Regions from separate parts of the Homo sapiens genome. Here region 1 is linked to region 2. A link is an interaction called in ENCODE POLR2A ChIA-PET data of the cell type or tissue named here. Cell type or tissue: MCF 10A. All regions are shown on one strand. Links, peaks and the distances in the headings refer to the core of each region. The heading gives the core; the rest is flanking DNA.

The links. Peaks named below come from ENCODE experiments on the same cell type or tissue, not always from the same donor. Only the 100,000 strongest peaks of a DNase experiment are listed, where the experiment ranks them.
Region 1: POLR2A ChIA-PET joins it to region 2 with 6 read pairs; 11 of 35 experiments call an interaction of 5 or more read pairs at or near these places.

Annotation. Positions count from the first base shown.
Region 1 is chr22:42,961,896-42,967,267 of GRCh38, forward strand. All of the region lies in intron 1 of PACSIN2 (protein kinase C and casein kinase substrate in neurons 2), which reads right to left. Among named protein-coding and RNA genes, the nearest start is that of PACSIN2, 51 kb to the right of the region's middle. RefSeq lists enhancers at 2,044-2,825, 2,826-3,605. In MCF 10A, for the core only: no CTCF peak of the experiment used is centred there; no DNase peak of the experiment used is centred there.
Region 2 is chr22:43,025,455-43,030,826 of GRCh38, forward strand. No RefSeq gene overlaps it. Among named protein-coding and RNA genes, the nearest start is that of TTLL1-AS1, 10 kb to the right of the region's middle. RefSeq lists an enhancer at 2,086-2,586. In MCF 10A, for the core only: no CTCF peak of the experiment used is centred there; a DNase peak (open chromatin) is centred at 3,007.

The sequences.
Region 1 (5,372 bases), core at 270-5,269, 64 kb before region 2:
CCCCTCCCCACACAGCCCGTCACCAAAAAAGCAGAGAAGTCAACACATATTTCACTATATCCTGTGGTTGGCTTAGTTAAATCCACGGCACCATCACAGAAGATGAACACCAGAGTGCCACGCCCGCCACAGCTGGCAAGCACTCACTCCACTAAGACAGAAGCAGCGCCTGAGTTCTGGGGAAGCAAGTTTGAGACCAGCCTGGCCAACATGGTGAAACCCCGTCTGTACTAAAAAATACAAAAATTGTCTACCTGTTCCCTCCCCCAAGCCAGGATACCAGAAAACTTTTTTTTTTTTTGTCCCAGAGCCCCACTTAGGGCTGCTGGTTATGGGAGGGCTTTTTGTTTAAAAGACTCACTCTCTTCTTTTAAATCCAACAAACACAGGCTGCTCAATAAACATTTACACAGCACTTACTTTATTTCTGGCTAATCATGAAAATAGCTCTTTGGGGGTAAGCATTGTTATCTTCATTTCCCAGATGAGAGGTTATGCAACTTGCTAAGTGTCCCACAGCTGGCGCAAGGAGAGCCAGCCTGTAAGCCAGGCTACACAACACTGCCCCTCCAACTTGACTTCCCTCAACGGTCAGAACTGGGTCTTGGATAGTTTCTGCTTAATAAAAAGCTGAACTTGGAAAAGGAGAAGAGGCCCAAGGCAGAACTGGGGGTGGGGGGTGGAGGGTGAGGTCTGGGGTAGGGGGTGAGGGCCACATCCAGCACAGGGCAAGGGAAGGCCAGCCCAGCAGCCATTCACAGTCCAAGTCACAGGGCCACCCTCACATGCCCTCAGGCAAAGTGCAGCCTGGATGCCTGGGGTGGGTGGAGGCATTGTGAGTCCTGCCCCAAGTACCCAGTCACAAGAGCAAGGTGTGGGCGGGGGGGGGGGGCGGCGCAGAAAAAGAAAACTGACTTTGAACTGAATAGTAGTGGGACTAGGAAGTCATCAGACCAGATCTCCAGTGTGGCTAAAGACACCCTCTCCCTGCCCATGTCAGCCACATCTCACTAGTGGATTCCAGGCAGGAAACGTGGACTATGGCAGAAGACAAGACTGACTCAGGCAGCTCTCCTGTCCCTGGCAGTGATACAGCTGCCCGACCACTCTTTAGGTGATGCTGGGACAGAAACCGCTCAGGGAAGCTCACCTGCTGGCCTCTGGCATGCAGAGCCTAAGCTGGAATTCCAGTTCTGATCTGGCTTCTGTCATCAAAGACTGGAAACCATTGGACATTCATTCAACAAACATTAATGCCAGGCACAGTGCTTAGGGTCCCACAGTCAAAGCAGCCAAGGTCCCTGCCCCGGCCCACAATGTACAGGCTGAGCAGAAGTGCAAATAAATAAAATGAGGGACATCTCGTGCTGGTTCTCCAAGAGTGTGCAACCAGCCTACTCAAACCATGTGGATTAAGGCGGAAGAAAATTCAGAAACAGAGAGTCCACCAAGTTAACTAAAGACCAGCAGCGCCACCCATCAGCTCAGGCCCCCTGCAGAGGCGGCAAACAACACGCAGGGCAGCACTTCCCAGGGGGATTCTTTCGCCCAGCGGTCAGTGCAGCTCCAGCAGGCCAGTTCATCAGCCTAGCAGGACTCAAAGACAGGACAGGATCCAGCAAGGCTGCTGCTTCTATCTGAGGCCTTTTGTTATATGATTGTCGCATGGTAAAAATGACTGCTTGTACCACGTTTACCACGCTCATTTGAAACACTATAAGATAGGTACTCCTAGCCCTGTTTTACAGGGAAGGAAACCACCACAGAACATAAGCAATCTGCCCAAGGTCACCCAGCTAATAAGGGCAGAATGGGATTCAGTCAGGTCCACTTGATACAAAGTCCCTCCTCTCTCTACCACACCCGTGCCTCCCATGGAACGGGACCTGCTATGAAAATCAAGATATTTGGCAAAAGGTCGTGTCATTTGGAAACAATAAAATTTCTACAATTTTTTTTTCACCACTTCTCTACTGGTCTGTCATCGCTCTAATACTATACTGCCTTAAAAAAAAAACAGCTTTATTGAGATATAATTCACGTCACACAGTTCACCCATTTAAAGGGCACAATTCAATGTTATTTAGTATATTCACAGGTGTGTGCAACCATCACCACCGTCAAGGGTAGGACATTTTCATTACCTCAAAGAGAAACCCTGTACCCTTTAGCTATCATCCCTCTATTCCCAACCCTTTCCCCAGCCCGCGGCAGTCATTGTGTTTTACAAGGTGATTCTTGGCTGGGCACGGTGGCCCATGCCTGTAATCCCAGTACTTTGTGGGGCCAAGGTGCGCAGATCACTTGAGGTCAGGAGTTGGAGACCAGCCTGGCCAACATAGTGAAACCCTGTCTCCACTAAAAGTACAAAAATTAGCTGGGCATGGTGGCACATGCCTGTAATCTCAGCTACTCGAGAGGCTGAGGCAGGAGAATTGCTTGAACCCAGGAGGTGGAGGTTGCAGTGAGCCAAGATCGTGCCATTACACTCCAGCCTGGGCGACAGAGCGAGACTCCGTCTGGAAAAAAAAAAAAAAAAGGTGATTCTTAAAGTGATCATGGGCACACAATAATTGGGTTGTTAATAGAATACCACAGATTGCAGTTCTGCGCTCGCCTCAGTCTTTCCCTAGCAGGCTAAAACTAACAGCTGAGCCAGGACAGGGCAAGGGCAAGGCAGGAGACCTGAGTGGCAGGTGGCTGGCATAGGAGGTGGGGTACCTGGCAGCCTGGCACAGGGCAGGCTCTACAGTTCCTATGTACCTGGGTCCCTGAACTTTGCATGCCCCAAACACAGAGCCAGGTGATCCATCGGCAGCAGGGACGACAAAGTTAGACAAAAGACCAAAAGGAGCTGCTCTGACCACAAGCCTTTTCCATTAGGAATTTGTAACTCCCCATCTCCAGAAAGGCAAACACCGAGATCCTACAGGCTGGCCCAAGCCAGGGGTAACTAGAATAGTGTTGTTCTGAGAAGCCAAACTAGTCAAGGACTAGCAAGACCCATGGCTTGGATAAAAAGAAGATTCCCCCAAATCTGGTTCATTTATTTGCTAGTTCCCTCTGCCTTCCTCATATGCTGCTGAAAGATGGGGAGGGCATGCACACACTCCTGTAGCACCTAGGTTTGTCACACATCTCTATAGAGGACATCAAAACCCAACTGTGTGTGGCATCGGCGCACAGCTGAAAACCACTCGGCAATAAAAAGGAATGAGCTACTGACAGATGTGACATGGATCAATCACAAAAACATCATGCTGAGCAAAGCAGCCAGATGCAAAATAGCACCCACTGTGTGTGTCTATGTGGATGAAATTCGAAACCAAGCAAAACCAATCTACAGTGACAGATTAATGTTTGCCAGGGCCAGGGGGCAGGGTGGGGGACTGACTTCAAAGGGACACAAGGAAATTTTGGAGCAATGGAAATATTCTGTCTTGACTGAGTCATACAGGTGTTTCCACTTGTCAAAGCTCCTAAAAGGATGCATTCAATTGTATGTAAACTAATACCTCAATAAAGAGGAAGAAGGCGGGAGAAGGAGGGGAAAAGAAGGTGAGAAAACAGGAGAAAAGGAAGAAAAGCCCCCAGCAGAAGTCTAGTAACAGAGCTTCCTTCCTACCCAGCGTCTGCATCTGCAATACAGTGGTGACTGACATTAACCAAGAACCACAAAGTGCCTCAGATTCAAAAGATTAAAGTAAGTTCTGTGTCATTTTAGCCCAAGTGTATTTCTTGGGCCTCAATTCTTGGAATAACTGATCCTCTACCAATGACTTTGGTAGAGGATCCAAATGGTCCACTTTCTAACCAGGCTAGCTTGGGTTCTTCCCACTAGCACCGCGATGAAAGGCATGACAATGACAGTTCAGTGACCTGGAAGTGGCAGGTGTCAGCAATAGGTTTCAATGGCTGCTAGACAGTAAACCAGTAAAATTTAATATGATAATTTAAGGCATTAGTTTCTCTCTTCAAATAAGTAAATCTTAAATTCTAGAAACCTACTATAATCATAAATAAATAAATAATCATAAATAAATAAATAATCATAAATAAATTATGTGAAAATGTGATAGGTCAATCTTTTTCATATTTTTCTTTTGGCTGAGAACAGGGTAGTGGCTATTTGCAAATCCTACTTGTTAGCCTTTCATATGTTTCATGAACCAAGATGTAAATAGAGCCATCTTGGGCTGGGCGCGGTGGCTCACGCCTGTAATCCCAGCACTTTGGGAGGCTGAGGCAGGCGGATCACGAGGTCAAGAGATCGAGACCATCTTGGCCAAAATGGTGAAACCCCGTCTCTTTGAAAAATACAAAAATTAGCAGGGTGTGGTGGTGTGCACCTGTAGTCCCAGCTACTTGGGAGGCTGAGGCAGGAGAATTGCTTGAACCTGGGAGGCGGAGGTTGCAATGAGATCGTGCCCCTGCACTCCGGCCTGGCGACAGAGTGAGACTGCATCTAAAAAAAAAAAAAAGCCACTTGTCTTTACTCATCCAACACGTGTACATAAAAAGGAATAAACCAAGCCAAATGTCTAACATTCTCTATCAAAGAAGAAGGTCCCAGGACAAAGCAAAGCTAAGTATCAGTTCTATCTTTGGCAAAGGAGAAAATGTTAAAACCCTTTACATAAGCTTCTTTGCTTCTCTGGCACTTGTCCAAAGATTTTTTTAACAGTGAAGTGAGACTAATTAATGGAGACAGCCCAATTGAGGAAAAACTTGAAAGCACCAATGTGATAGAGGGAACATGTTAATTTTTTTCTTATGCATTTTATAGAATCCCCAAATGCCACAGAAGAAGCAACATCTAGATTTCTAGCACATCTCAGTTAAGATGTCACGCAGCCTCATGGTCCTGGCAACAGCTTGAGCCTTCTCTGGGCAACACATTAAAAATGGAAGATGATCCAAGAAAGATCTGAAATTCAAAAGGAATGTGAGCAAGGTTCCTGGTGAGTCTGTGGGTATTTTCAGGAATAAAGTCAGGGGCATGTTATGTTAATGTTTTATCGGTGTGATTTTTTTCCCCTCATTTATTTATAGTTTAATTCAGCCATCTGACAAATATTTTTCAGCACTGTCCAGGCTCTGGAAGTTACAAACTAAATAATTAACTTAAACGAACTTGTCCGTAAGCAGCTTCAAGTCTGGTAGGGTAGACGGACGAGTACCCAGAGGACCATGCAGGGTGACAGGTGCTCCGTAACAGAAACTAGGCAGGGAATGTGGAAGGTGGGGCTGGGACAGGGGGCCAGGAAGAGATGTGAGAAGATGCCCAGGAAGGCTGGACTCTGAGCTGAATCACGTAAACAAGGGCCGTGTCCTGCTGCACCTCTGGCTGTGGCCTCCCCTCTTTGGCTGGG
Region 2 (5,372 bases), core at 295-5,294:
ATTCCCTCCACGGTGGCCAGCCACATGCTCAGTGTTTTATACACGGCACCTCAGGTTTCCTCACAATCTCCCCACTTTGCAGTTAGGGAAACTGAGACTCAAAGAGGTAAAGGTTTTGTAGGTCTCGTGTGGCTGCAAAGCCACGCCCTCCTCACTCCCCTGAGCACTGGCCTTGGAGCCAGGCTGGATGTCAGCAGCGTGTTTCCAGGGCTTGCTCTGTGATGCCCTTGCCCATTGAGCCCCCATGCCCTCTCCGTCTCTGTGTTTCGGTTCCTGCAGCTTCCACCACCTGCCAGCATGCCCACTCTGGCAGACGGTGCTCCTTCCTGGAGATCCCTAAACACAGCACCCCTTTCTGAGGAGCACGGGCACCCCATGACCTGCTCTCTTTGTCAAACTGCAGTTAGGTAGCTTTTTTTTTTTTTTTTTTTTTTTTTGAGACGGAGTCTCCCTCTGTCGCCCAGGCTGGAGTTCAGTGGCGCGATCTCAGCTCACTGCAACCTCCGCCTCCCGGGTTCACGCCATTCTCCTGCCTCAGCCTCTCCGAGTAGCTGGGACTACAGGTGCCCGCCACCAGGCCCGGCTAATTTTTTTTTGTATTTTCAGTAGAGACGGGGTTTCACCGTGGTCTCGATCTCCTGACCTTGTGATCCGCCTGCCTCAGCCTCCCAAAGTGCTGGGATTACAAGGGTGAGCCACCATGCCCAGCCCCTTTTTTTTTTTTGAGATGGAGTCTCACTCTGTTGCCCAGGCTGGAGTGCAGTGGCACGATCTCGGCTCACTGCAAACTCCACCTTCCAAGTTCAAGTGATTCCCCTGCCTCGGCTCCCGAGTAGCTGTGATTACAGGCATGCACCATGGCACCCGGCTACTTTTTGTATTTTTAGTGGAGAGGGGATGTTTCACCATGTTGGCCAGGCTAGTCTCGAACTCCTGACCTCAAATGATCCGCCCACCTCGGCCTCCGGAAGTGCCGGGATTACAGGCGTGAGCGACCACACCCAGCCACCTCTTATTCTTTATATACTGTATTAGGGTGGTATCTTTACAATTGACGAGCCAATATTGATACATTATTATGAATTCAAGTCCACCGTTTACATTAGGGTTCATTGTTTGTGTTGTATAGTTTGTGAGTTTTGACCCACGCATAACTACATCATACATAGTTTAACTACCCTAAAAGTTCCCTGTGCCTCATGATTTCTCCTCTCCGTCTTCACTCCCAAGTCCCTGGCAACCACCGATCTTTTTACTGTCTCCGTAGTTTTGCCTTTTCCAAAATGTCACAGAGTTGGAATCATAGTATTCGTAGCTTTTCAGCTTGCTTCTTTCATTTGGTGATATGCATTTAAGTTTCCTCCATATGTTTTCTTTTCTTTTTGAGACTGAGTCTCGCTCTATCGCCCAGGCTGGAGTGCAGTGGCACCATCTCAACTCACTGCAACCTCCGCCTCCTGGGTTCAAGCAATTCTCCTGCCTCAGCCTCCTGAGTAGCTGGGATTACAGGCACCCACCACCACGCCCGGCCCATTTTTATACTTTTTGTAGAGACAGGTTTTCGCCATGTTGGCCAGGCTGGTCTCAAACTCCTGACCTCAGGTGATTCACCCACCTCGGCCTCCCAAAGTGCTGGGATTACAGGTGTGAACCACGGCGCCCGGCCTAATTTTTGTATTTTTAGTATGGGGTTTTACCATGTTGGCCAGGCTGGTCTCAAACCCCTGACCTCAAATGATTGGCCTGCCTCTGCCTCCCAAAGTGCTGGGATTACAGGTGTGAGCCACCACACCTGGCCTAGTTTTTGTATTTTTAGTAGAGATGGTGTTTTACCATGTTGGCCAGGCTGGTCTCGAACCCCTGGCCTCAAATGATCAGCTTGCCTCGCCCTCCCAAAGTGCCAGGATTACAGGCTTTAGCCACAGCACCCTGCCTCCTCCATGTCTTTTCACAGCTTGATAGTTCTTTTCTTTTTTTGAGACAGGGTCTTGCTCTATCACCCAGGCTGGAGTGCAGGGGTGCGATCTTGGCTCACTGCAGCCTGGAACCCCTGGACTAAAGCAATCCTCCCTCCCCAAGCCCCTCAAGTAGCTGGGACTACAGGCACGCACCGCCACATCGGGCTAATTTTTGTATTTTTTGTAGAGACAGAGTTTCACCATGTTGGGCAGGCTGGCCTATCCAGCCTGGGTGCTATCCAAAGCCTGAAATGTCAAGGGCAGGCAGAGGACAGTGGCAGGGGCTACATCAGAAGATGGCTGAAAGCCTCAGGGAAATGTTTTTTTTTTTTTGAGATGGAGTCTCGCTCTGTTGCCAGGCTAGTGGCACAATCTCGGCTCATTGCAGGCTCCGCCTCCCGGGTTCACGCCATTCTCCTGCCTCAGCCTCCCAAGTAGCTGGGATTACGGGCGCCCGCCACCACGCCCAGCTAATTTTGTTGTATTTTTAGTAGACACGGGGTTTCGCCGTGTTAGCCAGGATGATCTCGATCTCCTGACCTCGTGATTCGCCTGCCTTGGCCTCCCAAAGTGCTGGGATTACAGGCGTGAGCCACCGCGCCTGGTCAGAAATGTGTTTTAACTGGGTCTCAGGAATGAGCAGGAGTTCAGCAGGTGAGGGAATGGGGAGGGGACCCACATACCGGGAACAGGTATGGCATGAGCTGTGGCCCTGGGGCAAGATGGTGAGGAGCACGGGGATGCCTGAAGGTTCAGTGCCTGTAGCTGGGAAGGCCACTCCAGGCTGAGTGATGGGCCGGGCCAGGTATAGATTGGGGGCTGATACTCCAAAGACTCTCACGATGAAGGGATTCCTTGACAGCCGTTAGTCAAAATTTTCCAGCTGCCCTCCTGTCTCCTTTCTTTGCCAAAGCCTTTCTGCTTGGGCTCACTTGCCCAAATGTGCCAAATGTGAGACATGGCACCCTCCAGGCTGGAAGTGGATGTCCTGTCACCACGACACACCCCTGACCTTATGGCTGTGACTCAGCCTTCTTCCAGCCCAGGGTTCTGCTAGTCCCAAGCTCACCCTCCCTTGGCACTGGCCCATGTTCCAGCTCTACCAGCTGGGCTGTTCTCCACAAGCCGGCAGGTGGTGGGCAGGGTCTGAAAACTGCCTGCCCGGGGAACCATGGGAGGGGAGGGGCAGCACCCAACAGCAGGTATGCCTTCATGGCGGCTAACAATAGCAGGAAAGCAACCAGACCCAGGCACAGGTGCACAAGCTCAGCCACCTGGGAGGTAGGAATAGCCATTACTCTCATGTCACCATCTGTAAGGAAATAGACTCAGAGAGGTGAAGGAGCCAACCTGAGCTCACACAGCCAGTAGGTGGGCAGGGAGCGCCTCCACGGACTCCTAATTACAGAGCCCAGGCTTTTTAGCTGGAGGTGTCCAGCACCATTCTGCACACTGGGGCTACTGAGGGGACTGTGATGACAAGCTCCTGCCCAGGCTGGAGTGCAGTGGCGGGATCTCGGCTCACTGCAAGCTCCGCCTCCCGGGTTCACGCCATTCTCCTGCCTCAGCCTCCCAAGTAGCTGGGACTACAGGCGCCCGCCACTAAGCCCGGCTAATTTTTTTTGTATTTTTAGTAGAGACGGGGTTTCACCGTTTTAGCCGGGATGGTCTCGATCTCCTGACCTCGTGATCCGCCCGCCTTGGCCTCCCAAAGTGCTGGGATTACAGGCGTGAGCCACCGCGCCCGGCCGGGGGAGAAACATTCAACAAAGCAACAAGTGAGCAGAAATTCCTTCTCAGGGCCACGGAGCTTGGCCTGTCCTCGCCCTGGCTTCTCCATGCCGTTCAGTTCCCAGGCTGGTGCTGTCTTTCCTCCCTGCCCCTGAAGTGGCTCTTTCCCCATCCCAGAAGTCCCAGAGCAAAATCTGGGTCTCCCCTGAAAGCTGGGTCAGTGCAGCACATACCTTCAGCTGAGGGCACTCAGAGGCAGAAAGGACATCTTTTCCATGTGTCCCTTCTATGCACCCCTGGGGGAATCTGCCCTCTGCTTGAACTTGCCCTTGACAGGAGACTCATTACCTCACAAGATGGACCACTCTATACCCAGGCAACGCTAATGGAGACATCCCCTGGCCCCTAACACTCGGCTAAGCATGGTGGCTCATGCCTGTAATCTCAGCACGTTGGGAGGTTGAGGTGGGAGGATTCGCTTGAGTCCAGGAGTTCGAGATTAGCCCTTTTTTTTTTTTTTTTTTTTGAGACGGAGTTTCGCTCTTGTTGCCCAGGCTGGAATTCAATGGTGTGATCCTGGCTCACCACAACCTCTGCCTCCTGGGTTCAAGCGAGTCTCCTGCCTCAGCCTCCCGAGTAGCTGGGATACAGGCATGCAGCACCACGCCTGACTAGTTTTGTATTTTTAGTAGAGACGGGGTTTCTCCATCTTGGTCAGGCTCTTCTTGTACTCCTAACCTCAGGTGATCCACCTGCCTCGGCCCCCCAAAATGTTGGGATTATAGGCATGAGCCACCGCGCCCGGCCGAGATTAGCCTTTTTTTTTTTTTTTTTGAGATGGAGTCTTGCTCTGTCGCCCAGGCTGGAGTGCAGTGGCGCGATCTTGGCTTACTGCAAGCTCCGACTCCCGGGTTCACGCCATTCTCCTGCCTCAGCACCCCCAGCAGCTGGAACTACAGGCACACACCTCCACGCCCGGCTAATTTTTTCGTATTTTTAGTAGAGACGGGGTTTCATCATGTTAGCCAGGATGGTCTCTATCTCCTGACCTCGTGATCCGCCCACCTCGGCCTCCCAAAGTGCTAGGATTACAGGCGTCAGCCACCGTGCCCAGCAAGAGATTAGCCCATTTTTAACCCTTCCTATTGCCCTGACACCTCAACATGCCCACACACAGGCTGAGAGCACCCCACCCTGGCAGCCAGGCAGCCCCGTGGAATAAGCCTGGTCCCTGCTCCAGGTTCCCTTCCAGCCTTCCCCTGAGGGTCACCCAGTCACTTTGAAACACACCAGTGAGATCTGCTCACGTCTCTGGCTAGTGCCCCCCGCCCTGACCCCCCAGGAAAGGCACTTGCCTGTGGGTCCTCAGGCCCTCAAGCTCTCTTGGCCCCGAACCTGCTAGGTGGGCCTGCTCCCTGTGGGCTCCTCCCATCCAGCCCCCTACATGGGGGCTGGCCTTCCTCTCTGGGGCCCGTGAGTGTAATTGAGCCCTTCACCTACACCTGTCTGAGTGTGATTTCTGCGGCTGTGCTGGAAAGACCCCAAAAGGCCAAAGGGGCTTCCCTGTCTCCAGCACTCCCTCCCTCTGTGGAAACAGCGCCCCTCACCCATTCCTTCTGTGCTCTGCTCCTCACCTCGGCCCCCAGAAACACATGCACATCACGAATTGCCCCTCATCACCTA